Regions from separate parts of the Homo sapiens genome. Here regions 2, 3, 4, 5, 6 and 7 are each linked to region 1. A link is a loop called in an ENCODE intact Hi-C map of the cell type or tissue named here. Cell type or tissue: dorsolateral prefrontal cortex. All regions are shown on one strand.

What was found. A loop is a pair of places that touch in the nucleus more often than their neighbours do. Peaks named below come from ENCODE experiments on the same cell type or tissue, not always from the same donor. Only the 100,000 strongest peaks of a DNase experiment are listed, where the experiment ranks them.
Region 2: a loop joins it to region 1, with 3 times the contacts of the local background. A loop is called at or near these places in 45 of 110 quality-filtered maps.
Region 3: it touches region 1 in a loop (11-fold over the local background); 87 of 110 quality-filtered maps call a loop at or near these places.
Region 4: a loop joins it to region 1, with 6 times the contacts of the local background. A loop is called at or near these places in 9 of 110 quality-filtered maps.
Region 5: it touches region 1 in a loop (3-fold over the local background); 44 of 110 quality-filtered maps call a loop at or near these places.
Region 6: a loop joins it to region 1, with 9 times the contacts of the local background. A loop is called at or near these places in 103 of 110 quality-filtered maps.
Region 7: a loop joins it to region 1, with 2.5 times the contacts of the local background. A loop is called at or near these places in 12 of 110 quality-filtered maps.

What each region holds. Positions count from the first base shown.
Region 1 is chr3:13,090,610-13,094,609 of GRCh38, forward strand. It overlaps a transcript of IQSEC1 not described here. Among named protein-coding and RNA genes, the nearest start is that of IQSEC1, 19 kb to the left of the region's middle. In dorsolateral prefrontal cortex, CTCF peaks have their summits at 1,718 (motif pointing right) and 1,927; DNase peaks (open chromatin) are centred at 1,752 and 2,213; H3K4me3 peaks cover 443 bases; H3K27ac peaks cover 712 bases.
Region 2 is chr3:13,281,678-13,285,677 of GRCh38, forward strand. It overlaps a transcript of IQSEC1 not described here. Among named protein-coding and RNA genes, the nearest start is that of NUP210, 140 kb to the right of the region's middle. In dorsolateral prefrontal cortex, a CTCF peak has its summit at 1,659 (motif pointing left); no DNase peak of the experiment used is centred here; H3K4me3 peaks cover 2,032 bases; H3K27ac peaks cover 1,482 bases.
Region 3 is chr3:13,648,921-13,652,920 of GRCh38, forward strand. LINC00620 (long intergenic non-protein coding RNA 620) reads left to right here and starts at 1,801. Exons shown (of 6, transcript NR_027103.1): 1 at 1,801-1,913. All of the region lies in intron 1 of LOC100293612 (a long non-coding RNA gene), which reads right to left. In dorsolateral prefrontal cortex, CTCF peaks have their summits at 1,726 (motif pointing left) and 1,941; a DNase peak (open chromatin) is centred at 1,731; H3K4me3 peaks cover 746 bases.
Region 4 is chr3:13,314,985-13,318,984 of GRCh38, forward strand. NUP210 (nucleoporin 210) reads right to left here. Exons shown (of 40, transcript NM_024923.4): 40 at 1,251-2,797. The coding sequence ends at 2,697. Among named protein-coding and RNA genes, the nearest start is that of NUP210, 100 kb to the right of the region's middle. In dorsolateral prefrontal cortex, a CTCF peak has its summit at 1,862; DNase peaks (open chromatin) are centred at 1,785 and 2,834; H3K27ac peaks cover 4,000 bases.
Region 5 is chr3:13,274,596-13,278,595 of GRCh38, forward strand. It overlaps a transcript of IQSEC1 not described here. Among named protein-coding and RNA genes, the nearest start is that of NUP210, 140 kb to the right of the region's middle. RefSeq lists enhancers at 2,012-2,512, 2,908-3,409 and a silencer at 2,539-2,823. In dorsolateral prefrontal cortex, no CTCF peak of the experiment used is centred here; a DNase peak (open chromatin) is centred at 2,331; H3K4me3 peaks cover 1,847 bases; H3K27ac peaks cover 2,254 bases.
Region 6 is chr3:13,451,304-13,455,303 of GRCh38, forward strand. No RefSeq gene overlaps it. Among named protein-coding and RNA genes, the nearest start is that of HDAC11-AS1, 27 kb to the right of the region's middle. RefSeq lists an enhancer at 308-889. In dorsolateral prefrontal cortex, CTCF peaks have their summits at 588, 1,644 (motif pointing left) and 1,844; DNase peaks (open chromatin) are centred at 277, 598 and 1,528; H3K4me3 peaks cover 1,678 bases; H3K27ac peaks cover 2,237 bases.
Region 7 is chr3:13,494,389-13,498,388 of GRCh38, forward strand. HDAC11 (histone deacetylase 11) reads left to right here. Exons shown (of 10, transcript NM_024827.4): 4 at 2,348-2,464. Among named protein-coding and RNA genes, the nearest start is that of HDAC11, 16 kb to the left of the region's middle. In dorsolateral prefrontal cortex, CTCF peaks have their summits at 209, 417, 2,074 (motif pointing right) and 2,274; DNase peaks (open chromatin) are centred at 343 and 2,093; H3K4me3 peaks cover 848 bases; H3K27ac peaks cover 3,361 bases.

The DNA of each region.
Region 1 (4,000 bases):
TGGTAGAGGTAGGCCCCACGCTGGGCTGAGAGACTCTACAGCCCACCACATCCCGAGAGCCCCTTCTCCCTCCCCACAGCCTGGTGTTGATTTAAAGGGACTTTGCTGGGCTTCTGCCATGTGCCAGGTGCTCTGCTGGGCCTGAGGAGGCACACTAAGGGGACCTGGCACCCTGTGACTCGTATGAGCTCCGTAGAGATTTTAGACTTCGATCCTTGAGCTCAGAAGGACCTCAGCCGGGGACACTCAGGCACAGACAGGCTGAGAATGGAACCCGGGTATCCACAGTTCCCTTGACCAAAAGCCCTGTGCGGAATTTGAACCCCAGCCGCGGGGACAGCACTGGAAGACTGCACGGAGCTGCCTGACCAGCCAGGAGGAAGATTAATTTGGATTTGGCTGGCCTGGCCTCCTCCTCACCGCCCACACTCCTCTGCCCTGATGACCCATTCTGTGCTCGGTTTCTACGGCCTTCTCCCAGAGAGGTTTGTAAAGACTTCTCGTCACTCCGGTCTTGACTCAGTGGACACTCTCTCAGGGAGGGCTCCTGCCCACCTCTGTCCTGCACTCCCTACGCCATCGCTCACTCAGGTGCATGCCTTGACCCCGTCACCACTCTCCGAGGGCAGCAGCATCGGTCTCTCTGCCAGGCTGCTGGTTGCTGTCCTCCTTCCTCATTGGCATACAGACTCCAGGAGGCCAGGGGAGTCTGTTTTATTCACTGAAGCAGGCTCAAGCCATAGACCGTGCCTGGCACATAGCAGATGCTCAAAAAATATTTGCCGAATGAATGAGGGAGTTTGTTTACAGGACAGATGCTGGAATGAGACCCAGGACAGTGTTGCTGGGCCTTTGACTTGGGCTTGGGCCTACTGAAACCCATGCATCTTTTCTCCCATCTCTTCCCCTGGCCTCCTGGCCTCCCTGCCCTCCCTGAGCACAGCCCTCCTTTGTGACTACTGCAGGAGCAGGGGCTGGGGTGTGAAAGGACCCAGAAGCCCAGGTGGGACGGGCCCACAATGCTCCCAGGAAGCCCGACTTGGCTGTGCCTCAGCCTTGCCCCCGCTGACCTGTCTGTTCACCCCAGCTGTTCCTATGACCAGGCCCTTGTCAGCCCTCCCTCTGTATTCAGGGAAACTGAGAGGTGCCTGAAGCTCCAACATAAAAAACAAAGACACAGGCAGGCAGAGGACACGTGTGGCACATTTGGGGAGTCTTCAGGGGTTTTCCTAGGAAAGCCACATCCTCTGTGGAAGCCTAGACTGTTCAGGCTTCCTCCCAGGTCTCCTCTTTGGTCTGGGAGGGCAGCTTGGGTGGGGTCGGGGTGGGCAGGACCTGGAGGCGCTGGAGCAGGGCAGTCATGGGGGAGGTGGTCAGTGTCCCCAGGCCCCCCAGGCAGTTCTAAGGGCCTGTGCATGGTCGAGGCCAGGAGGAAGCTAAGCACAGCTCTTTCTGGGGTCAAGCTACCCTGCACTGCGCGGGGTCAATTGCCCTGCACTGTGCAGGGTCAGAACTGACTGCATCAAAAGGGGCTAGTGAGATGCCTGTGCCTAGGGCTAAGCAAGCCAGCAGGGACATACCAGGCAGGAGAAGAAGACCTTGTGAGCTTCTGCCAGCTCTGAGGACACCGTATCACGGGGGTGTTTCCATAAAGTGCTCAGGGAAGTAAGTTCTGGGGTTAGTACAGCTCAAAGGCGCTAGGTGTAATGCTCAGAAGTTCCAGCAGAGGGCAGCGCGCGGCTGCTGCAAAGTCCTGCAAAGAGATACCTGCAAAACACGCCCCGGCTGACCACGGACGTCCCAGAACGCTGTTGACCTGGCTCCTTCCCAGGCCTGCCCAGGCCTCATTCCCTGGCCACATGTCCTCTCCCCATCTGGGTTAGGCTAAAATAATCCCAGGAACTGAGATGCTGCCAAGAAGACACAACACAGAGACAGGACCCTAAGGACCAGGAGCAGCGCGTGCCTGGGTGCTGGGGGCCTCTCTGAGACGGCGACATTTAAGCCAAGAGCTAAATAATGGGAGAAGTCAATTTTAGCCCCTAACCCGAATTATTTCTGTTCCCTCACCAGAACAATCTCAATGGTGTCTCCTCTATCAACCCCTCTGATGGTGGCCTCTTCGCGTAAAACAGTCCACCAACATTCAGGCCCTGCGCTCTCTGGCCCCACCCACCTTGCAGGGTTCCTGTCCCAGTGCCAGCCCCTCCTCACTCTGCTCCAGGCACGCTGGCCAACTTTCCATCTCCAAGGCCGAACTTCTTCGAGTCCCGGGGCCTTTGCCCTTGCTGTTCCCTCTGCCGCGAGCACTCTTCCCCCTCCCGTAGCCGGCTCCTCCCATTATTTAGCTCTTGGCTCAGAGAGGCCCCCAGCACCCAGGCACAAGCTGCTCCTAGTCCTCAGGGTCCTATCTCTGTGTTGTGTCTTCTTGGCAACATCTCAGTACTTGGGATTATTTTAGCCTAACCCAGGTAACAAGTGACTAAATCACATCTCGGTGGCTCCACACAGGTCCTGCCCCTGCCCAGGGCACAGTCTGTGGTTTCACCAACTCCAGCTGGGGAGGCGAGAGGATACAGAGAGGCATTAAGAGCAAATAAACAAACTCACTTATAAAGGAGACATCGTCCCTCAGCCAGAGCCTCAGCCCCATACCTGACAAGACTAATCGGGCTCAAGGACGGAAGGAGACCTGGGGCCTCCATCCCAGCCCTGCCTGCTGCAGGGATGCATGCTCCTCCAGCATCCCAGGCGGTGCCATCTGAGCCCCAGCACCTTCAGTGATGCAGAGTTTATGTCCTCACCGGGCCCCAGGGGAGACCATTAGGAAGCTTCCTCCACAGGAGGAGCTGGGCTCCACCTCCTGCCATGCGCAGACGAGGGGCTTCATCCAAGTAACTGGTCCCTGTGGCTCAGGGCAGGAACTGGGGAGGCAGGGCTGCCTCCTCCCCAAGCTCAGGGGATGCCACGAGGGAGGAGGTTATTCAGTGTGATTCCTACGTGTGTCCCCTTCATCCAGCACATGGGGTGTGTGGCAAACCCTGGACAAGGGGACACAAGACGCATGCAGCTACAGCCTGGCGGCAGGATCAGGCCCGAGCACTGATGACGACTGAGGCATACACAGTTGGATCCACTGTCTGGCATCCAGCCCCTCTTATCCCTGAACCTCCTCCCCACTGTTGGTCCACGTGACTCCGCTAGGTCTCCCCCTGTCCGTTCTCAGCACCCTCTAGGTCCAGGGATGTGCACGTGATCCAGCCTGGCCAATCAGAGCATAAATCCCTCTGTTCTTCATAGTGATTGGCTTAGAGATGGGCTTGTAACCTGAGTCAGGCCAATGAGAGTCAGCCCTGGCGCTTTTGCAGATCTGAAAAAGAGACCTCTTCCGGCTGGGGCCACTGAACTAACTGGCTGTGAGCCTGGGGTTCCTGGTGCCTATCGTGTTATACTGTAAGAGCAAACCTTCCCAAGAATGAAGAAACAGGGCTGAGGGATGAAGAGAGAGAGAGAACCGTGACATCCGATCAGGGTCCTCACTGATACACCGATGGTAGCAGGTGGCACCTCGTATCACAGTGGAGAAGCCGGTGCTGTGGGAGTTCTAGGATGGAAGGCACTTGTGGCAGGGAGATCATGGAAGAGGCAGGGACTGCATCAGGCCTTGAAGGATGAGAAAGTTAACACAGGAAGATGAGTGATCAGGCATTCCAGATGGAAGGCGAAGGCAAGGCTTGCAGGGGCTGACCTTGAAAAGAAGGATTTCACTTCCACCCCTCTCCCGGAGCCACCTGGAAGTCCCATCCCTGCTCTAGACTCCCTCCCCCAATCATATACAAAACACAAACCACAGAGGCTGGCGAGATGCAGAGTGATGTCTGAGCCCCTTTAATTTTGTTCCTTTTTGTCAGGAAGATCTGTGTCCACTCAACCTCTCTCTCCTCCTGACACCCCCCACCTGGTGCCAGACCCTGCACTAAGTACTGTTCGTGGATCAGCC
Region 2 (4,000 bases), 190 kb after region 1:
CACCTTCTGGGGCCACAGCTAACTCCTCCCCCATTTCCACCCTGGAAGGGCCGCCCAGCAGGAAGACTGTCCTGAAGCCCTGACCACGGCCACTCCCCCAACCACACAGTGATTTCTAGTCTTCCCCAGGCCAAGCCATAGTGGGCCCCGGGTGATCCCGAAGACAGAGAGGCAGAGGGGCAGGCAGAGGGCACAGAGCAGCAGAAACCCCGCCCCAGAGACACCGAAGCCTCCCAGCCCCCTTGTCCTGCCCCAGATGGGCGCCCGAAGGTCCACACGGTGAGGCTGCTCCGGGTTTCGACACCGACACTCATGGGAGGCAAACGGGAACCCGGCTGGCGGGCTGCGAGCCGGTAGGGACGCTGGGGTCCAGGGCTGCTGGACAGCCCCGCCCTGTACCTCTCCCCATCCCTCACTTAATCCTGGGTCCGAAATAGCCCCGGGTAATCCCAGGGCGAGGCAGTCGGGAATTAACCCCAGCCTTGAAGTAAGAGACAGAGGCGTCCACAGAAGAGGGCTCTGCGCGTCCCGGACTGGACACAGCGCAGAGTCCATTCCAGGGACACCGCAACCCGCAAGCGACCCAGGCCCGCTCCAGGGCGGGATCCGCGCGGCCCGCGACCCCTCCCTACCGGTCTCGGGATCTCTGGGTCGGAAGTTCTCGCCCTGCTGCTCCGAGACCTAGGTCCGCTCCCCGGACAGACCTCCGCCCGGCTCGTCCGAGCCCCGGGGGTCGCCAACCCTGAGTCCGCGCCGCAGCGCAGAGCCAGGCCGGCGGGAGCGCTGAGCAGCTCCCTGGAGCCCTTTTCCAGGGAACCCAGTCCCCACCCGAGATCGAGCTCCGGATCTGGGCGGCGACCCCGCCAGAGAATCCCAGGGAGCCCCTGGGGGTCTGGCGGCGGGTGTGGGCGCTCCCGGGCCGGCCACGCGCCCTCCCGCACCCGCCCACCTCCCCGCCAAGCCCCGAGGGAAGCCGCGGACCCCAAGAAGTTCCCACGTCCCCGACACGCCCGCCGCCCCGGGCCCCGCTTACTTGTCGCGGCGGCCGCCGAGCTCCGGGATGGCGCCGAGCGGCTGCGGGCCGGGGCCGGGGCCCGGGTCGGGGCGGCGGGCGCACGCGGCCAGGTGTCGCCGGTGTCGCTCCAGCAGGCCGGCGTTCTCCCGGCTCAGCCGCGCCACTTGGCGCTCCAGCTCCTCGATGCGCCGTCGCCGGCGCGCCAGCAGCTCCTGCTGCGCGGCGACGATCCGGGTCAGCTCCTGCAGGTACTCGGCCGCCTGGCCGGGGGGCTCGGCGGCGCTGGCCATGGCCCCCCGCCCGGAGGCCGGCCGCGCCTCAGGCGAGCGGGCGGCGGGGCGGCGGCGGCGCGGCCATGGCTGCGCGGCGGGGACGGCGGCTCGGCGCGGCGCGGGGCTGCCGCGGCCCCGCCTCGGCTCCCGCCTCCGCCGGCGCCGCCCCCGGGGCCCCCGCGCCTCCTGCTCCCCGCGCCGCCGCGCTCCGCCGCCCGCTGCCCCGCGGACGCGCCGGGGCGGCAGGGCGCGGAGCTGCGGCCGCAGCGGGCAGGCGAGGAGTTTTGCAAAGTGCCGGCCGCGGCGCGGGAAGAGGGCGGGGAGGGCGCCGCCTGCTGGGACCGCCCCTGGGTCCCGCGCCCCCGCACCAGGCGTCGGGGGACAGCTCCATCCTTCTCCGGCCGCCTCGGGCGCCTTAAATCGGAAGCGATTCCGTGAAATACATCTCGAATCCATCAGCGGACGATTTTAGGAAAAGTGTAAATAAAAAATCAACACACTCACGAGAACATTGGCATTTCTTATTGATCTGAGTCTACCAAAACACTGGGTATGGGCAGGGTGCGGAGGCTCACGCCTCTAATCCCAGCACTTTGGGAGGCCGAGGCAGGAGGATCGCTTGAGCCCAGGAGTTTGAAACCAGCCTGGGCAAAAGAGCGAGACCCTGGCTCTACAAAAATACCAATAAAATAATAAAATAAAACACTGGGAATGTTTTGTACTTGTAGAAGCAAGACGTTTCCCCGGCCGTCCCTTCCCAGTTGCAACCAGAAGGTGGCCCTGAAGCCTCCATGGTTCTATTTGCTGAGCTGCCAAGGCTCAGGGGCCCAACCCACCACTCACACTTGCGGTGGGGAACTGATAATCTGTGGAGGGAAGCCCCGCCTCTGCTCGGCGTTGAGATCTGCAGCAATTTGTTTTACCCCTTGGAGCCTACCTTTCCTCAGCCAAAATATTTTCCATTTGTTGATTATTTTCTTAATCTTTGTAATTTTCATACCCCAAGTTTCTTTGGGGCTAAACTCACTTTTCTATCTCCTTGACTTGAGCTGGCTTATTTCTACAGTTCCATTTTCTAGCAAATGCATTTAAGGCTATAAATTTACCTCTGGGTAAAGCTTTAGCTACATCTCATATATTTTTAAAGCTGTTATTTACATGCGGGTGGCATTGCCTTTGTTACACCAGCTTCACTGACACTTGGTGTTCCATATTTATGTTTGTTGCTATCCCTCCATCCCCAGGAGAGGAGGAGACTGCATAGAGAGACCTCAGACCCTCCAGGGTCCTCAGGCCTCCTTCGGTGTCCCACCTTGGCTGTCCCACGGGCAGGGCCCAGAATGGTAGTGGGGCCATGTAGTGGAAGCCTCAAGTTCCCCAAGGACTGTTATACGAGGATGAGATCATACACACACCACCCTAAATGAAAGCTCAACACAACTTTAAAATTGTCCCTCATTTCTAAGACACGTCCTGTTCTCAAGATTAATGTTATCTTTATAAATCTTATCATCACCTTTTGAAGAACACCATCAGATACCATCCTATTTGTACATGTACAAATCATTGATCATTTTGGTTTATAAATTGAAAATATACCAACATCTTTGCCACTCTAATCTAATATCTCCTCATTTGATAATACCTGAGGAGCTTCCCAAAAAGGGATCCGTGTAGCCCAGGCTTCTCATGACCTTATGGGAGGCCTGACCCTGCAGTTGCGCACGGGTCTCTGCCAGTGTTTGGGGCTGGAGGGAAGGTAACTCTAAACCCTGGTGCCTGTCAGTGAGGATCATGGCTGATGGACAGAGCTGCAGGGGTTGGGGAAGGAGCAGCCAGGCTCCCTTTCTATGCTCAATGCCCATGTGGAGCCCCCAGACACCCCTTCCAGCTGTTCCCGATTGAAGATGACCCCACATCTCCATCTCTGCACTACCTCCTTGCTCCCTGAGGCAGGTCACCTTGCCACTCAGCAGACAGAACACCCAATCTGTACCAGGCCCGGATGACACCAGACACCATAAGGGGAGGAGGCCTCAGCCCTGCCTTTCAGGAGCTTCCAGGCTTGGCCAGGGCAGAAGATGACAACAGGCCGACAAGGTGCTGTTCGAGCCTCCAGGCAGGAGCACTGCACCCGAGGCCTAGGCAGGGCCCTGTCCTCCTGGAATTGCCATTCCCCAGGCTCTGAGGCAAGCAGAGAGATCCTCAGGGCATAGGTGGTGAACAACAACAGTGGCCTTCCTGGCCCACTCCCTGCTCCTTCCGGCCAGGATCCCTGGACTCCTCTTTAGGCAGTAGGAGTGGGAGCAGGGAGCCCCTCGGGCCTGTCCTCTCCCTCTGCCTCACTCATCTGCCTTGCTTTCCATTCCTGGGACTCGGGGGTGTTCCAGCGACAGCCAGCTCCCCGGAGCTGGAGGTTATAGGGGAGTCTGCCACCAGCAATGGGGCCAAGTCCACCCTCCTTCCTGGCTCCCAAACGAGGGAGGAACAATGCCTGTCCCCACCAGAGAAGGGAGGCCTCTTCCTCAAAGAGCCTCAGCCAGCCACTCCTTTAGTAAATGTGGCCGAGCATCGACTGTGGCCAGGCTCTGGGCCCATGCTCTTTAAGAGTTCTCACATGGAGACAGAGAATGAGCAAGGGGGATGAGCAGGCACAGGCCAGGGCCATCCCACAGGGCCCCACATAAAAGCCCTGTGGCCTGGTCCTCCAGCC
Region 3 (4,000 bases), 560 kb after region 1:
CCAGCATCTACCGGCAGCCCCTGCCGTGTCCAGGCTCTGTGCTGGCAGGCTCTGCGTTGCTCAGATCCTGTTCCCACCTACAACCTGGAGGGAGGGCTCCCAGCCCCATCTATAGAGGTGGAAACTGAGGTTCAGAGAGAGTGTATGACTTGCCTAGGGCCACACAGGGATTCAACTCTGTAAGGGAAACCTCATTGCTCAGGAGAATGAGAAGAAAAGCCACAGACTGGGAGAAAATATTTGCAAAGGACATAGCTGATAAATGACTATTATCCAAAATCTACAAATAACTCTTAACACTCAATAATAGGAAAACAACCCAATTAAAAAGTGGGCAGAAGATCTAAACAGACACCTCATTCAAGAAGATACACAGATGGCAAATAAGCACCTGAAAGATGCTCCACATAGGTATATCATTAGGGAGCTGCAAGTTAAACCAACCATGAGATACTGCCACGCACCTACTGGAGTGGCTCATATCCAAAGCACTAACACACCAAATGCTGGCGAGGATGTGGAGCACCAGGAACTCACATTCATTGCTGGTGGGAATGCAAAATGGCACAACCACTTTGGAAAACAGTTTGGCTGTTTTTTTTTTTTTTTTTTTTTTTTTTTTTTTTTTTCAGACAGGGTCTTTCTCTGTCACCCAGGCTGGAGTGCAGTGAAGCAATCACGATTCACTGCAGCCTCAACCTACCAGGCTCATGTGATTCTCCCACCTCAGCCTCTTGAGTAGCTGGGACTACAGGCATGCACCACCACGCCCAACTGATTTTTGTATTTTTTGTAGAGGCGGGGTTTTGCCATGTGGCCCAGCCAATCTGAAGCCAATCTGAAAAGGCTACACACTGTATGATTCCAACAATACAACATTCTGGAAAAGGCAAAACTATGGGAACAGTAAAAAGATCTGTGGTTGCCAGGGGTTAGGGGGAAGGGAGCACAGGGGATTACGGGTGGAGTTTAGAGAATTTTTTGGGCGGTGACACTATTCTGTGTGATACAATAATGGTGGATAAGGGTCGTTGTACATTTGTCCAAACACATGGAATGTACAGCTTCAAGAATGAGCCCTCACGTAAACCATGGGCTGTGGGTGACACTGATGTGGCAGTGCAGGTCCCTCATGCACCCCTCTGCTGGGGATGTTGATAGAGGGGAGGTTGTGCACGTGTAGGGGCAGGGAGTGTGTGGGAACTCTCTGTACTTTCTGCTCAGTTTTCCTGGGAACCTAAAACTGTTCTAAAAAATTAAGTCTACTTAAAAAACAAAACATAACAGCCCACTGCGTGGCCCTCCCCATACTCCCAAAGCTCACATTCTAGTGGGGAGTCAGACACAGAAACAGACACAACCATGTTGGCAGTCACTGCAATGATGAGGCAGACACAGGGGGCTGTGGAAACTCAAGAGGGGCCATTATAGTGGCATCAGGGAAGGCTTCCTGGAGGAGGTGTTGCCTCCAGTGGGTTTTGACGTGCAGCAGGAATCACCCAGCCGGAGATCAGGGCAGGCACTGCAGGCAGCATGCTCAAAGGCACGAAGGAGTGAGGTGGTGGGGGAGCAGCGGAAGTTCCTAGCGCAGCGTGGGGGTGCTCTGTGCACAGATAAGTTGCGGGCCGCGGGAAACAGGACCCTGGGGGGCCCCCTAGAGCCTCGCGGAGCGGCTTGCAGAGGAGCCTCGGGGCCACGGCGTGTGTGCAGCGACACCTGGCGGTGGCATGCGGAACTGCGGACGGCTGCGCAGGAGCGGACAGCGGAGAGGCGGTACTGACCGGTGCGAGGCGGTGCTGACCGGTGCGGGCCGGTGCGGGCCAGTGCAGGCCAGGCCCGGCCGGGGCGAGGCAGGTGGCCAGGTCCGAGGACCGCGTCGCACAGCAGCTTTCAGGACCTGGAGAGAAATCGAGGTGGGGGTGCGTGAACGTGGATGGGCAGAAATAACATCTTTTGTACTCTAATTGGAACATAGCATGTCCTTTAATTATGAACGCAATGAGCTATAGTAGCACTACTGATTTCAGAGATGGCGCAATCTCGCTTTCCTTCCTTAGTACTTTGAAATTGCAGTGGGTATTAGACCCGCTGCTAGACCGTGTCATTCACTGGGTTAAGAAGGAAGCCCAGGTAGCGCCACGTCACAGACCCCTTTTAGTATTCTGATAACTATAATTTAAATCTAATCGGCATTTAAGAGCCTACAGGCTTGCCCAGACTGCCAAAGGCGTCTCTGGCACACACACACGCACACACACTAACATGCACACAAGCAGACACACATGCACGCAGACACGCACATGAACACATGCACACGCACACTTGCATGTACACACGTGTGTACACATACACACATGCATGGTTGAGAACCTCTCTGGAGAGGAAAGGCAACACCAGTGTGTCCGCTATGTAGTGGTTTATCAGACAGTTTATTGTGGACATGGACATGAATAAGAAAGGGGCACTGCTAATTAGGCCAAGGCAGTGGATATGAGGTGGGACTGTCCCTAGCACACTGGGACCAGGGCTACCCTGAGGCCTGCAGGACACCGGGAGCTGTGTGTGAGTTTGCATCTCTGTAGGCGCGTGGCTGTGAGTGTGGGGGAACCTGGTGAAACGCATCTGAGGAGGGGAGGGGGTGTCTGCCACTGTTCTGGGTGTGTGTGTATGTGTGTGTGTGTGTGTGTGTATAGGGCATTCTGATCTCTAGTACCTGGGTTCTAGCAGATGCCTGACCTACAGCCCTGTGTTCAGCCTGGTCATTCCAGCTCTCAGAGAGACCTTGCCCAGCCATTTCCTGGGGTAGCAAATGGTCTGGAACCAGTCTGTCTTGCCTCCCCTGAGGGAGACAGGCGGGCTACTTGTGTAGCCTTCTTACCTCACTAAACTCTTCCTTCCTTCCATGATGATCCCCGTTTTACAGACACAGAAACTGAGGCCCAGAAGAGCTGAATATTTGGCCCAGGCCACACAGGGAGTCCAGCCACGGGTGATGAGGGGCTGAGGATCGGGGAGGGACAGGAAACCTGGCCTTTCTGAGCCTTGCTGTCCTTATCTGCTGCGTCAGGAGGTGAGAGGAAGATGTTTGGGGCTGAGCTAGCAGAGAGGACACTGAGCTTTTGGCCTCTCCCCTGTGTAAACCCCACCATGACTCCCCATTGCCACGGCATCAAGTCCCAGTTCCATGGCCTGACATTCCGGTCCCTGCCCCCTTCAGATTCATTGCCCATCACTCCCCGTCCACTCCCTGCACTCCAGCCACCCTGGCCACCAGCCCTTCCTAGCACCCTCCAAGACCCTTCTCATCTCCACGCCTCTGCCCATTCTGTACCTGGCAAACTCCTACGCATCCTGCAATGCTCAGCTCTGAGCACCCCACACAGAGTTGGCATCTGCCTGCTGTGTGCCCCCACCGCCCTCACACATCCCTGCAGGTAGTCCTTCTCAGGACTGATGCAGCAAAATAAGATCCGAGTCCCCAGCACCTAGCACCGTGCATAAAGCAGGCACTAACAAATGCGTGTCGAATGAATAAGCAAATGTGTGCGTGCACACTCCACCCGCCCCCCTCCTCATGAACTGCTTGAGAGAAGGGCTGGGTCCTTTCCAGCTACTCAGGTGGCAATCGGAGTTTGTCCAATGTCCAGGCTGGAGCCAGAGTTGAAGGGAGGAGCAGGCTGGGGGTGGTGGTGGCTGCATTTGGTGTTAGGAGGCCCAGGCTGGGCCTGTGAGCTGGACACCCCACCCCAACACCTGAGGTATCTGCTCCAGGTCCCTCTCTGCATGCTCCTGGATGGGGCTTGGCTGTGGCTTCCACTCAGGCCCCTGGATATCCCCACTGCAGCTTGGCCCTCTGTGACTCACTCTTTCTTGGCCCTAAAGGTCAGTGCAGGGCCAGGCCTCGTCCTCTTCTCTGTCCATTTATCAGGTCGGAAGCTCAAGGCTGACCTGGCTGGGGCCAAGGTTTATGTGCTTGTTCACCCCACCCAGCACCTCTGAC
Region 4 (4,000 bases), 220 kb after region 1:
GCTTCCTGATTACTACATCAATGGCAGGGGCATGAGGAGGGTGAGGGATGCCCAGCACAGACCCATGGTCCTTCTCACCCATGCCAACCAAAGCAAGTCACATGACCACACCTAGCCTCAATGGGCAGAAGGAACTGCAAAGGCATGTGGGAGAGGGCGTGCACAGAGGGAGGCTGAGGGTCTGGGGACAGACCCTCAGGAAGCACCTGCTTCCTGCTGGGAGCCACTCTGGGCAGGTGGTGGGTAGGACACATGTCAGGAGGGCCCTTTTGCAGGTGAGGAAACTACTGTGGCCCAGAGAGATAAATTTCTCTCCAGCCCCAGAACAAAGTGGACCTAGACTCCTGGTCACCTGATTGCTAAGCTCTCACCAGCCTAGACCTGTGCTACCCACCCCTGACACCCCAGGTTCAGTGCTCCCTGCTACTGAGTGTTCGCAGACTTTGTGATGTAACATTTCCAGGATGCGGCCGGGCACCGTGGCTCACGCCTGTAATCCCAGCACTTTGGGAGGCCGAGGTGGGCGGATCACGAGCTCAGGAGATCGAGACCATCCTGGCTAACATGGTGAAACACTGTTTCTACTAAAAATACAAAAAATTATCCGGGCGTGGTGGCGGGCGCCTGTAGTCCCAGCTACTCAGGAGGCTGAGGCAGGAGAATGGTGTGAACCTGGGAGGCGGAGCTTGCAGTGAGCTGAGATCACGCCACTGCACTCCAGCCTGGGTGACAGAGCGAGACTCCATCTCAAAAACAAACGAAAAACAAAAACAAAACAAAACAAAACAAAAAAACATTTCCAGGATGCAGGAATGCACATGTAAGCATGCACAAAGACACACAGAGAAACAGAGAACGAGAGTTCACTTTTGGCCAGACTTAAGAATTCTAGAGAAAAAACAATCTATATGATGTACTATATTTTTAGTGCTAAATGGTGCTAAAAGCCTTTTCTGGCAACCATTAGAGACAGAGAGTTGCTTGGTTAGCTTGGGAGCAGAAAGCTGAACTGTGTGGCATCACCTGGTTTTGTCAATGTGCCTTCTTGGGCACACTCACTTGCTGGCAAGATCTGGCTGCGTCCAGATGCACTTGCATTTGCCAACCTGAATGTGCTTGAAAATGATGCTCACCCTTTGGGGAGAATAAAGCTCAGACCTCCAGCTCTGCCAGGCCCCAGAGTATCATAGATGGGTAAAGGGAAGAAATCATCACCATCAGACAGAAATCTCAGCAACGATCACACCCTCTTAAAAAATCACATAGAACTTTATTAAATAAACCAGTAGAAAGGCTCCTATTTACATCCAGGTTGTCAGTTTAAGCTCAAGTAATATGCAAGGCACAATTCTTCCTTTCTCCAGCTTTAGAAAAATCAACCACATGGCCCAGCCCTGAAGGACTGAAGGGAGCTTGTGCGGGATCCCGTCATCCTGGACTCTCCACACAGCGTCCACGCATGGATGGCCATGGGCATGAGTCTCTGGATCTCCCTGAGGGTAGCCCAGCCTCGGCCTGGAGCACAGGGGCCTGTGATCTGAGAATCTCAGATCCAGAATCAGGAGCTGGGAAGAGAGGACTTTTCCAAGGGTCTCCTCCCCCAGGCCCTGGGGAGTCCCTTCTGGATGGGCAGGCCCTGGGCTGGCGGCCGCCCTCCATCATTGGCCCAGGCCGGGCTCTAGGGCCTGCTGGGAAGCTGTCTGGGGCCCTGCGCCTGATGAGCTGCCATGAAAGTGGCCGCCTCTCACACTGGCAGGCGGTGGCTCAGATCTGCTGAGGTTCTGGAGTGGCACAGGAACAGGAGGAGCAAATGACACTGGGTCTTTGTGCTGAGGCAGGACACAGCGGCTTTCCGAAACACACACACAGAAAATATGACTCCTGCTGCCATCTCAAGGACATTTTCCTAAGGACAGTCCTGGTGTCCTGATGGAGTGAAAGGGATCACACGTGGGATGTCCCAGCAGGGCCTAAGCCAAGTCCATCAGATGTCTCAACGGCTTATGAAACAAAAACAGAGGACTGAAGTCTGTTCACAGTGGCCCATGGTTGGGCAGCAGCCCTGGGTGAGCTCCTGTGTTCTCCAGCCTCTCGCTCACCCAGGGCTTGGCTATCCTGGCCTCCAGGTGCTGGTTCCTGAGGCTTCCCTTGCGGCAGTGGCGCAGATACAGGGACACTCATGTCCCATTGCTCCTCAGAAGTCCTAGCAGCAGCCAGACTAGGGGCAAAGTAAGTTTTCACAGGGGGAAAAACCCCACCAAAAACCCCCTAAAGTAACTGGACAATCCTTTCCCTGAGACCACTACAGTAACATCACCCACAGACAACTTCTAAAGAGCACTTCTAACTGCTCAAAGTCTTGAGAAGGGAAAGATTTTAGCAAGGCTAGGAAAATAAAAATGCAACAGCACATTGTCCAGAAACCCTAGACAACCATGCAAAAAGGAATGAGCCAAAAAGTCTTAGCTTTGTAAGACTTGAAAGGAAAAAAACACACATTTAAAACTCCTACATAAAATGAGCTAATGGGCAGAGCCGAAACTACAGCTCTGTGTGAAGAGACGGCAGTGAAGCTGGCCTGGGGCCGGGGCACTCATCTGGAGGGGCTTGTTCCAGTGTGAATGCAGCAGGGATGTTCCATCTTGGGGGTGCACGAGGCTCGGCTGAGACCCATCCTCCGGGAACCTTCACGCGGCCTAGTGGGAGGCATAGGCTGGGCTCCACAGCCCTGAGGGAGGGCTGGCTTTGCGAGCAGGAGGCAATGCATTGGGAGATGTGGGTGATGAGGCAGCGAAATCTAGGGTGGGAAGAGAGACGATGTTAGCAGCAGAGCCAGGGAAAGCGGCGCACTCTTCAGTTACAGCCAGCATTCAGCAGGCGCCTGCCTCACCCAGGACACTCTCACAGTGATGCCCCGAGGCCTCCCCGGCCAGCAGAGGGAAGTCCACGGGCACCTGCTGAGCTGGCCTCATTCACACAGAGAGGCCTGGGATGCCACCCTAACACCCAGGAGCGCAGAGCCTTCCGGGGAGAACGTGTCTCAAGTTTCAGGACCACAGCAGCATCTGTCCAGGGGGCATGAGGCAGGGAGGCCCCGTGCATCTGAATGCAATGCAGCCTCGGGCAAGAGCGCCACAGGAACAAAGACCCCGAGGGGAGCAGCGATTCTGCAGTGCTCCGGAGACCTTGCAGAGATCCAGGTGTGGCTCCCAAAACCCAGGGAGGAGCACGCTGAGAGAGGCAGCTAGAAAGGGCAGGCACCTGCTGCCAGAGCAGCTGCAGAAGGCAGCAGAGCCGCGAGGAGGCCGAGCACCCGTGGCCTCCCCTGGGTGCCGCTTTGCAGGTAGAGAAGTCGTCAGGCAGAAGACAAGGGCGTGTGGGCTCTCCTTACCCAGGAAAGTGCTTCTACCCACACAACTGGGTCTTCTTTCAAAAAAATTCAGGGACCCCCCTGAAGCCGGTCCATGGGCCCCCATGTCAGCAGACACGAGCTCGAGGACTCTTTGTGTAGGGGAGAGAACCCTCAAATGGGAATCAGGAGACATTAAAGGGCCTTCACGTACAGCAGTACAGGCTGGGCACTGCATTGTTTGAGAGAGAAACTACATTCACACAGTGAGGTGCTCCCTGGAGCTGTGCAGGGTCACCAGGGCTTCGGGGTCACCAGAGAGACAGTTAGACCATTGAAATAAATGACTTTGCCCATTCTTCTGGGAAATTTCTCATCAGAACTACCCAGAATCCCCATCTGTGAGTCAGCTCGTCCAACCCCAGCTTAGAGCCTTCTGAGGCAGCCTCAGCAATTGGGCATCCAGTCCTAGCATGCACTCCTGCCTAGACAGAGCTCCTTGCTGCCCATACCTCCACCCAGCATGGCTCTACCTGGGGAAAGCTCTTGCTGAACCAGGACTGGCAGCCCCTCTGCCCCGACCCTCCTGGCTCCCACATCTGTCCTCTGGGCCTCAGGCTCCTTTGGCCCAGGCAAGGGCCTGTTGAGACT
Region 5 (4,000 bases), 180 kb after region 1:
GCGACCACATGTCCCAAGTGTGTCCTGCATGAATGAAGACGTGAACAGCAACTTTCTGGGAGCTCAGCAAGTGTTCATCTCAGCGGAGTGGGGAGGTCAGACCAACTCAGAGAGGAACACCCGGCACTGGCTGCTGGGTGTGCTGCATGGCTTAGAGGGCCCTCCCCAAGCACACTGGCACCCACTGCCCATAGCAGCCCTGCCAGCTGGGTGCAACCACTGTCAGCTGCTTTGCAGAGAAGGAACTTGGGCTGTCTCCAGGTGGGTGACAAAGCTACATTCATTCTGGCTCCTGAAGCCAAAAATCTGGGGAAGGGACCATGCCACATTTGGAAACGGCCCCCAATGTTTCCAAAACATCTACACAATGCAATGAACAGTTCTGAAGCAGCCCAGCGTGGTGGTGAACTGCACCAGCCCTGGAGGCAGACAGACCTGGGTGTGAATCCCGCCGCTGCCACTGGGTGACTGTGGGCAAACCACTTAACTTCTTTGAGCCTCAGGTTTCATATATGCGAAATGGGATGAGGACAGTTCACACTTGTCACAGGGTTAGAGCATCAACAGAGACATGGAGAAGAATGTGCCCAGCAGGCAGCACCTAGAACGGGCTCGGTTATTGCTGTGGCCTCACTACAATCAACACATTCTAAGTTCAGGTGCAGAACGACAGTCTCTAACCCGTTCCTTTGTGGATCTCGCCTCATCCAAGAGGGAAAGCTGAACACTTCAAAATCAGGATTCAAGCTAGGCCCAGCTTGGAGGGCAGGGGCCAGTCTTGTCCACCAGCTCCCTAAAACTGATACCTGGGTTCTAAGAAAGGCAAGTGCCCTAGGCTGGTCTGTGCCCATCTGGGCCTCACCTGGCCCAGTTGCACCGACCTGTTACAACCAATGACAGCACCGCCCAGCCCCTCACACACCCCGGGCACAGACACACCACACATGCTGCTTCCCCTGCCTTGACACCATCCTCCTCCTCTCTCCTGCTCTTCAAGTCCCAGCTCAAAGGTACGTCCTCCAGGAAGCCTCTGCTGACACCCGTGGGTGGTCACTCGCTTCGTGCTCTGGGGCTGCACACCACTTGGCCCCCTTCCTCCGTGGCCTGATCCCTCTGTAATCTTCCAGGTACAGGTCTCCATCTCCTATTTGCATGATGTTTCCAAGTGGAGGCAGTGGGGGAGCGGCCCTAACCAAGGACAAGCAGCCCAGGAAGGGGTGTGAGTAGAAGAGGTGGCAGTCGGGTGCAGGCAGTGCAGGGCCCGGCTCCTGGGCCACAGCAGGCGCTCTACCGATGTGAGCTCCCCATCCACAGAGTTCCAGAACTCCAAGGACGGAGGGGCATGGAACATAGTAAATATTCCAAAACCTTCATTGCAGAATCCAGGGGGACAGTGTTCTGCCCCATACAGCTCTTGCAACTTTTCTATATGTTTGAACATTTTTGTAATAAAACATTGAGGGAAAACAATCCTCAAAAGCATTCTTTTTTTTTTTTTTTTTTTTTTTTTTGAGACAGAGTCTTGCTCTGTCACTCAGGCTGGAGTGCAATGGCGTGATCTCGGCTCACTGCAAGCTCTGCCTCCCAGGTTCACACCATTCTCCTGCCTCAGCCTCCCAAGTAGCTGGGACTACAGGCGCCTGCCACTGCGCCAGGCTAATTTTTTGTATTTTTAGTAGAGACGGGGTTTCACCGTGTCAGCCAGGATGGTCTCAATCTCCTGACCTCGTGATCCGCCCGCCTCGGCCTCCCAAAGTGCTGGGATTATAGGTGTGAGCCACTGCACCTGGCCTCCTTCAAAGCATTCTTGATGCCCTGGCTATTCCTCCCCTGGAGCCACCACCTAATGCGGGGCCACAGGCAACTCCTGTATCTGCTCTCCCTGCACGGAAGTGGCCTTCTCCATTTTCATGGGGAGAGACAGCAACTCAGAGAGGCTGGGGCTGTTACTTGGAAAGTCCAAGCAGCAGGGAAGTGGCTGAGGCAGGGCTGGGATCCTGCCAGCCTGCTACGGGGACAGGGCTAACTGTCCAGGAGCCACAGATGGGGGCCTGCAGGGTCCCCAGAGCAAGGCCAAGGCTGATGGGCTGGAGAAAGGCATTGGCAACCTCAAGGCAGCAGCCGTTTCCCGATGAAAACAGAAGCACCCAACGTTTGCCATAACTGGCCCGGTGCATCCTGCTGGAATATCCACCCCTCGGAGGGCAGGATTCAAACTCCCAAGGCCTTGCTACCTCAGAGCTTCAAGTCATTTGGTTGCAGCCTGGCCCGGGTCTGCCCTGGGTGGGGGCAGCACACTGGAGGCCGCTGAACTCGGACTGCCTCCTGGCCCCACCGCAGCCTCTGCTCCATTTCAATTAGGTCAATTCCCTCTCCCCTATTCCAGTTCTTGCCAAATGCCTGGCTGGCCTGTGTTGTTTTTTCTGCTGCTCTGTGGCAATTATACGGCTGACACCCTGACAAGCTCAGAATGGTGCACTTCCCAAGTTAGGCAAAGCATTGCTCCTCCTTAAAAAAAAAAAAAAAAAAAAAAAAAAAAAAACAGAAAACAAGACACAAAAGACCGGATCAGCTGTCAAAACAATGTCATAGACAAAACAGCTGAGAAATAGCCACCCAGCTGGCAAAAAACGCTGATGTCCCCAAATGCCTGACTCCAGGCCCCTCCAACGTGACCGACCCCTCTCACTCCCCCCGGCACAGCAAAGCCTCCTGATCTCTGCCAGGTGCAGCGAGCCTGAATCCAGAAAGGGGAGGCAAAAACCAAACGTCGGAAACAAGTAGGTCCCGACTTTATTTCGCACACAGTGCCACTCGCTGTCTTCCTCAGCTCGAGCTGGATAAAGAAACATCTCATGGTTTATTTTCCAGGTTGTAAAATAATAATTTGCCCAGTCTGTCAGACAGCTGGGAGAGCTTCGGAGACACACTCCCTCGTCTTTCTGTGGACTCTACCATCTGCTGGAAAATGAGAATCACTCTCCCCACTCCCTTGGAGTTGAACACATTTTGTCCCATCAGACAAGTCTCCCAGAGCATGCTGCAGCTCGTTCCTGACTTGGGGACTTCCTCCCCAGCACTGGACACGGGCTTTATCTTGGCTGGGAGAACAAGAACATTATTGAACCAAAACATGACACAGTATCTCCCTCTGCCCTGCCACCCTTTCTGCCAAATCAGAGATCAGAAAAGAGCCCTCTCGGCCTCACTCAGTCTCTCTACAGCCCCCTCCTCTTTGCTAAGAGGGGACAGGAAATCCAACCTAAGTGCCCTCAGCCCCCCGCCCCTGGCCCAGCATTGGTGCTTCCCGGCCACTTTGAAGAACAACACACTTATCAGGGGCTCCCGGCAGGACCCTCCTGAGGGTGGCTTCCTCCTGCCCATTAGGACAATCCAGCCTCCGCTGCTGCCCCCTCATCAGTGGCCACCCCTGAGCTTGCCTCTGAACTGACGTGCCGCCGTACGGTTAATGTCACCATGAACCCGGCAAGAATACTGGTTTGGTAAATCAACAGAGTCTGAATGCCACTGAAAACCTCCCCCGGAGTGAGTCACCAACTCAGAGCTTCAGAAAAACGTCCTCTCCCAGTGATATGACAGCACTTAAGGGCTGGAGGGGACCAGAAAGCGAGGCAGGCCACTCCACTGGGCTTCCCCCCCCCACCCCCAGCCTCCTTAGGCGATGTTTCCTTTTGCCAAGGAACTTTGGAAGATCAAAGGCTGGAAGGAATCATCTCATTAAATCCTTGCCCCCTCTACACTGCCACCCCACGTGACACCGTGAGCCCTGCCTTGGTGACAAGATTGCACACGGCAGGGTGGAAACCTCCCATCTGGGCTTTCTCCAGCTTGAGAGGCCAGGAGTCACTGGGATCCTGGGAGATGGTCTGGCCATTCGACAGCATGAAGGGCAGGTGGTGGGTGGATAGGAGCTGGGGGGAGGCTGGGTGTGGTGGCTCACGCCTGTAATCCCAGCACTTTGGGAGGCCAAGGCAGGTGG
Region 6 (4,000 bases), 360 kb after region 1:
TTCATAAAAGATCTACGAATGGCCATTAAGTACATGAAACTCACAGTCATTAGTCATCAAATAAATGCAAAGTAATACCACCATGAGACACCATTTCCTACCTATCAGCACCATCTCAAATGAAGTGTGGCATCAAATGCTGCCAAGGTTGTGGAACAACTGGAACTCCCATACACGGCAGGCGTGAGTTTGATCTCAAGTGAGTCCTGACCTCAAGTGATCCTCCCACCTCGGCTTCCCAAAGTGCTGGGATTACAGGCGTGAGCCACTGAGCCCAGCCCGCAGGCGTGAGTTTGAAACTGTACAACTGCTTTGGAGATTGGTTGGGCAGTTTCTTATAAAGTTAAACAAATTCTATGACTTAAGCAACTCTAGCTACTCACCCACGTAAAATGATACGTTACCAAAAAATACTGAGCACAAATAAATATTCACTGTAAGGCAGGAGGCAGCCGGGACCAGACTCCAGATCAGATCGAAGACTGGCGGAAACTGAGGAGAGGCGCTTAAAGCCCCTCTCCATAAGACACGCCCACCACCTCCATGACAGTTTACCATTGCCGTGGCAACACCCGGAAGTTACTGCCCCTTGCCGCGGCAACACCGGAAGTTCCCGCCCACTTTCTAGCTAATTCTGAATGACCCGCCTCTTAATTAGCATGTCTTTTAAAGTGGACCTAAATACGCCTACGAAACTGCCCCTACGCTGCTACCCTCTGCACAGTTCCTGTGGGGGTAGTCTTGCCGTGCCAGAGCAGTCGTCATTGGAGCTGTAATAGTGCCGCGCCGCCTCAGCAAAGCTGTTTTCTTCTACCTCCGGCTGGCTCTTCAGGTCTTCCTGGGGAAGCCAAGAACCTGCCCTGCATCAGTAGGGCAGGTTCACAATAGCCTAACTGGAAGTACCCAAATCTCCGTCAACAGGAGAATGCGGCCGGGCGCCGTGGCTCACGCCTGTAATCCCAGCACTTTGGGAGCCCGAGGCGGGCGGATCACTAGGTCAGGAGTTCAAGACCAGAGTGGCCAACATGTTGAAACCCCGTCTCTGCTAAAGATACAAAAATTAGTCGGGCGTGGTGGCATACGCCTGTAGTCCCAGCTACTTGGGAGGCTGAGGCAGGAGAATTGCTTGAACCCGGCTGGCGGAGGTTGCAGTGAACCGAGATTGCACCACTGCACTCCAGCCTGGGCAACAGAGCAAGATGCTGTCTCAAACAACAACAACAACAACAAAAAAACAAAAACAGGAGAATGCATAAGTTGTGGTATATTCATAAAATGAATACTAGTTAGTCAGCAATAAGAAGGATTATGGAGTTTCAGTAGTTACTAATAAACTTGAAGGCATGAACAAATCCCATAGGCATAATAGCTGTTTTGTTTTTCAGAGGCGGTCTTGCTCTGTCGCCCAGGCTGGAGTATGCAGTGGTGAGATTATAGCTCACTGCAGCCTCAGACTTCTGGGCTCAAGCGATGGTCCCAGGAGCCTCGGCCTCCCAAAGCACTGGGATTACAGGTTCACACCACCATCGCCGGCCACTGTTGAAGGAAAAATGCCAGACGCAAAGAGAATGTGGACTCTAAGATTCCATTATTTTAAGTTCAGTAACAGGCGAAACTAGCCGATCACATTAGAAATAAGAGCAGTGGTGGCCTCTAGTGGGGAGGGAAATTCATTAAAAAGAGACAATTTCTGCAGCGAAGGAAAGGTTCTATATCTTGATTTGGAGATTGAGCCCATACATACATACTTAAGACCAGCGTATTTTACCTTCACTAAAATATAATTCTTTTGGATTTGAAAATTTAATAATCAACTAAACACATTTGGACATGGACACGTCCATTCTGTCCCAATTTATTGAGCTCATCCTGTGTGTGGCTATCATTGAATCCTCCCAACACCTCCTTAAGTGGGTACTATTACTATTCCCATTGTTTAGATGAGAAAACACAAATGCAAAATACCTGAGCTACACTTGCCCAAGGTTTGCAGGATGGGAAGGTGAATAAGAGACTTATTCACCTTCAGGGGTTTGTGCTCCTGATCCCAGCGCTACCTGTTCTGGGCCCTGGGCTGACTGCTGGGAGCCTTCATAGACCCCACAGGCCAGAGGAGGAGACAGTGTGTGGGGTGGTGATGACCACAGGGCATGTCTAGTCCCTGGGGGATGGATGGGGCAAGGTCCTAACTCCACCTGGGAGGATGGGAGTGGGTATGGGAGAAACTCTGTTATGAGAGTGAGCTCAGGGCCACTGGGGGCAGGGGTAGGGGTCACCCTACAACATGATCTCATAACTGATCAGCTTAGCTTCAAAATGCATTTTAAAACCTTTTTTCTCCCTTTCTCCAGTCTTAGCCTTGAAACAGTCACACTTTGTTTCTCTCCCTTCCCACTAGACACTCCCTGCACTGCACTGGGCTAGTTTATCTAATTATGGGCTTGCTTAGAAATTCCAGAGAATAGGCCAGGCGCCTCACCTGCTTGAACTTTTCACAACTCCCCCTGGCCTTCTACCACAGTGCCCAGACTTGACTGCAGCTTGGATCCACCTGGGGAGCATACTGAAAGTAAAGATTCTGGCTGGGCACGGTGGCTAACGCCTGTAATCCCAGAACTTTGGGAGGCTGGGGTGGGTGGATCTCTAGGTCAGGAGTTCAAGACCAGCCTGGCCAACATGGTGAAACCCTGTCTCAAACCGCAAAAATTAGCTGGGTGCGGTGGCAGTCACCTGTAATCCCAGCTACTTGGGAGGCTGAGGCAGGAGAATCTCTTGAATCTTGGTGGCAGAGGTTGCAGTGAGCCGAGATCGCGCCACTGCACTCCAGCCTGGGCGACAGAGTGAGACTCTGTCTCAAAAAAAAAAAAAAAAGGCCGGGCGCGGTGGCTCACACCTGTAATCCCAGCACTTTGGGAAGCTGAGGCGGGCAGATCACGAGGTCAGGAGATCGAGACCATCCTGGCTAACACGGTGAAACCCCGTCTCTACTAAAAATACAAAAAATTAGCTGGGCATGATGGTGGGCGCCTGTAGTCCCAGCTAGTCGGGAGGTTGAGGCAGGAGAATGGCGTGAACCTGGGAGGCGGAGCTTGCAGTGAGCTGAGATCGTGCCACTGCACTCCAGCCTGGGTGACAGAGAGAGACTCCATCTCAAAAAAAAAAAAAAAGAAAAAAGTAAAGATTCCCAGATCCCCGTGTGGAGAGTCTCAAAAATGGAAAGCAGAGGCTTCTGAGGGGAATGTGTCAGCCTTTTCTCCTTCCTCACTTTCATTCATCTTCTGGAAAGGGGCACACATGAACTGCATGGACTTTAGTCACCTTGGTTAATTTCTACCTGCCTCCTAAGGAGGAAGGGGAGGTTGGGGGGTGATGGGGGTTGGAGGGTCTACAGGCCCACAGGAGGATTGGACTAAAGGTGTCCCATGAAGAGCAGTATTTAAGATTAGATTCAGGCTGGGTGTGGTGGCCCACACCTGTAATCCCAGCATTTTGGGAGGCCAAGGAGGGCGGATCACGAGGTCAGGAGATCGAGACCATCCCGGCTAACATAGTGAAACCCCGTTTCTACTAAAAATTCAAAAAAAATTAGCTGGGCATGGTGGCGGGTGCCTGTAGTCCCAGCTACTCAGGAGGCTGAGGCAGCAGAATGGCTTGAATCTGGGAGGTGGAGCTTGCAGTGAGCCAAGATTGCGCCACTGCACTCCAGCCTGGGTGATAGAGCAAGACTCCGTCTCAAAAAAAAAAAAAAAAAAAAAAAAAAGATTAGATTCTGAGAGAGTCATTCCACCTGTGTCCCACACACCAGGTAAGGGGTTGCTCTGATGTCTTCCTGGAGTTAGGTGAGAGCTTTGCCTGCTTTGTCTCAGTTCAGGAGAGTCTGTCCATGGGATGTGGAAAAAAAAACCTTGAGCAGGAGCTGGACACTGATGTATCATTTAGCAACTGTTGCATAACAAGGCACCAAACTTTGTTGCTTTAAGAAAACAGTGACTTAGTATTG
Region 7 (4,000 bases), 400 kb after region 1:
ACCTCAGGCAGGGACCTTCCTTTCTCTGGGTCTGTCCCGCAACATACACACACGCACACACGCACACGGACATACCTGTGCACACATGTATACACAAGACACATACACACACATACATACACTCATGGGTGTGTCCTGCAGCTGTCTGGCTGTGCTGGTCCCAGCTCTTACACTCCCACCCCTTCCCAGGCCCTGTGATGCCTCCATGTTACCGCCAGAGGGCCTGGGCTTGTGGAAGTGGTGCCCCGTGGGCACCTCTCCTTCCCGACCATGAGTGGGACCCTGCTCACTGCCTTCTCTACCAGAGTGAGGGAGTGATGCCAGCTTCCCCCGCCTTCAGCCGCCCTTGCCGGCCTGGGCTGGTGGCCATGGGCATTCCCCAGCAGTGTGGGCAGGCTGGGTGCCTGGCACCCCCAGGACTATGACAGAAGCCTCCCCTGGTGGCCAGGGCCTAAGCCATGAGGCCCCTGCTGGGGCCTGACTTAGGGTGTGTCCTGCCTTTTGTCCGGCCCTGAGTGGCCTGGCTACAGCACCTCTTGGCCCTCTGAGGTTCGTCACCCCTCTGCCATCACACCCATCCCTGGCCACCCTCTCCCTGCCTGCTGCCTGCTGTCTGTCATTGAACATGCTCGTGTTTCTCCCATCCTAAAACTCCTCCTCCTGGTTGGTGAACGCAATGGCCACACTTCCCACTTTCCTCTCATGGAATGTCTGCAGCTTGGTGCCTCCCTCCACCTGCTCCTTCCAGCCACCCTCTCTCCACCTGGCCTCCTGAGCACTGCACCTTAGGTCTTTCCACATCTCACCCTGTCCCAGGGAAGCCCTTGATCGTCCCCAGGGGTTCTCTCTCTGGGCCTTGCCCTTCAGCATGGGAAGCCTGCAGTCCCAACCCAGCCCTTCACCTCCCACTCTCCCACCCCTGTTCTGAGCTCCAGTCTCACTTAAACCTCAGCTGTCTCACCTGGCTGCCCCAGGGGCTGACTTGGCCCATAGAGAGCAGAACCTAGTGCCGCCTCTGTACCCTGCTTCAGGTTCACCTCCAAGTGCCATTACCCTCACAGGCCCCAGACCCGACACCTGGGCCCTCTACCCCTTGTCCCTGCATGCTGCCTGCTAATACCTGCTCCTCTTACCACCCCAGACCCTTCTTATCTCATGCTTCCTCTCTAGGGCTGCTACTTCTCTATTCCTGTTCCCCTAATTGGTTCTCCTTGCTGCAGCTAGTGCAGCTTGGGACAGCACCATCTATGGTTCCCTACTGCCCTGACGACAATGTGTGAGCCTGTGCTAGGAGACCAGGCCCTGTGTGATAAGCTCAGCCTGCCCTGTTCCAGCTGCACCCACCTTCTCTAGATCATGGACTCACTTCTCTGCCCACAGATACCTTTTTCCCTTGACCTCTGCATCTGGATAACTCCTATTCACTCTTCACCTCCTGCAAATGCCATCACCCCCAGAAAGCCTCTCTAATAACCCCCACCCAGTTCTCCTCTTCATCACCACACTCATCACACTGCAAATAAGTGTCTGCAAGTGTCCTGGCATGAGAATGGGCCCTCCAGTGCCCACCTGGGGCACCTAGCAGGCACTTAGTAAATATTTACAAAGTGAGTGGCTCTGCCTCGCGTGGGTGGGGAGCAGGGATGCGTTTTCAGCCAGGAGATGGCTTGGGGTTTGGGTTCAGCTGGGCAGCCAGTGCCATGGATATTTACCTGGTGCACTTGGAGGTCACAGGGCACACTCTGTCCTGATCTTAGTGCAGATACCTTTCAGGTACCGTAGACCCCCCCAGCCTCAGCAGCTGGAGATGAGGGCAGTGCATCCCTTTTGCCAGGAAGGTCCGATTCCCAATGGACAAAGAGGCAATGCAGTGCGAGGGAGCCAGAGGCCAGGGCTCCCGTCCCAGCTCTGTCAGTGACTCATTGTGTGGCCTTGGGAAGATCCTCGCTGCCTAGGCCTCAGTGTCCCCTTCTGTACAGTGGGTGGTCTAGACTAATTTGTTATCCCAAAGCAGTCCTAGACCTGCACTGCTGACTTGGAGCCCTCTGCACCTCCTGTTCTGGGCACAAGAGGGCAGCCAAGGGCCTCAGAACGCTGAGGAACCCTGGCCAACTAGCTTTAAGAAATGCATTGTGTAAACTGCTCTTTACTGAGCCCAGAGCTTGCCAGGAGCCTGGTAGGGTTGTGGCTCTGGCTCTCATTTCTACCAAAGGAAGTGTGCTTGACCAGGGAGTTCATCCAAGGGCACCTGGAAACTGTCCTCAAGGCATTTCCCGGGGAACCAATTTCTCACGGGTTGCCTCAGGGTGGGGAAGCGGAGGCCAACAGCCCCTGTCTTTTTCCGCAGTGGTCCTTTGCTGTTGCTACCATCACAGAAATCCCCCCCGTTATCTTCCTCCCCAACTTCCTTGTGCAGAGGAAGGTGCTGAGGCCCCTTCGGACCCAGACAGGAGGAACCATAATGGTAGGTGGGGTGGGGGGGCATGGCTGGGCTGGGGGCCCCCACACCCCAGGGTCCTTCTCACCTCCTTTGCCCTGGAATGCCCTCCTCCCACTTAGTAGTTGAACAGAATCCTAAATATTCCTCAAGGCTCGGCAACAATGACCCTTTCTCCAAAAGCCTTTTTTCCCCATCTTGGGACATCAGAATTCTCTTCTCATCGTTCCTTCTCCTATGACCTCCTATTTGTTACCGTAATTGCTAGTATATAATATACCTCTCCACCCACCAAAGCGGATATCCTAGCACTATGGCTTTAAGGCACACCCCCTCACCAGTTTTTTCTTTCTTTCTTTCTTTTTTTTTTTTGAGTAGAGTCTCGTTCTGTCGCCCAGGCTGGAGTGCAGTGGTGTGATCTTGGCTCACTGCAACCTCTGCCTCCTAGGTTCAAGCGATTCTCTTGCCTCAGGCTCCTGAGTAGCTGGGACTACAGGTGTTCGCCACCATGCCTGGCTAATTTTTGTATTTTTAGTAGAGACGGGGTTTTACCATGTTGGCCAGGCTGGTCTTGAACTCCTGACCTCAAATGATCCACTCACCTTGGCCTCCCAAAGTACTGGGATTACAGGCTTTGAGCCACCATGCCCAGCCCTAATGCACCCAAAATTAAGATGGAGAACTGATCCTCCATGACTTCAGTGATGAATAAGCCTCCACGTCTCCCCCACTGCGGGTGTGGCAACAAAGAATCCCCACAGCAAAATTAGGTTTCACATTGTGTGTGTGGTTTTTTTAAAAAAATGTGCCACACACTGCCTAGTTATTTGGAGATAGAGGAATGTTTCACATGCAAATGTATGAGGATCTAACCCAGCCCTGGATCACTACCTACTGATCCCCTACAGTTCTGTTATGTTTGTAAATTTGTACTTTTTCCTTTAGCTTAGTAGAATATTACTGCCCATCCCCAAAACTATGATTTCCTGGAAGATTTCAGTATTTAGTCTACTATATTTCTTTTTTTGCTTTTTTTTTTTTTTTTTTTGAGACAGAGTCTCACTCTGTCCTCCAGGCTGGAGTGCAGGGGTGTGACCTTGGCTCACTGCAACCTCTGCCTCCTGGGTTCAAGTGATTCTCCTGCCTCAGCCTCCCGAGTAGCTGGGATTACAGGCACACGCCACTCTGCCTGGCTAATTTTTGTATTTTTAGTAGAGACGGGGTTTCACCATGTTGGCGAGGCTGGTCTTGAACTCCTGACCTCAAGTGATCCGCCTGCCTCGGCCTCCCAAAGTGCTGGGATTACAGGCGTGAGCCACTGCGCCTGGCCCAGTCTACTGTATTTCTGTGAGCAAAACTTTGCCTATTTTCCCTTTGAAAGCCATATCAAAATTATTGTCAGCTCATATGTGATGGATGATAAGTACTTTTATTTTTTCCAGTTTCCTTGCACAATTTCAAAGGTGCTTATGCACTGTACATCTCATATGCCAGCCAAGCTGGCACTTACTTCCTGGACTGTTGCTTGGGGTAGGGAGTTCCTTCTATACCCCTGCCTTGTAG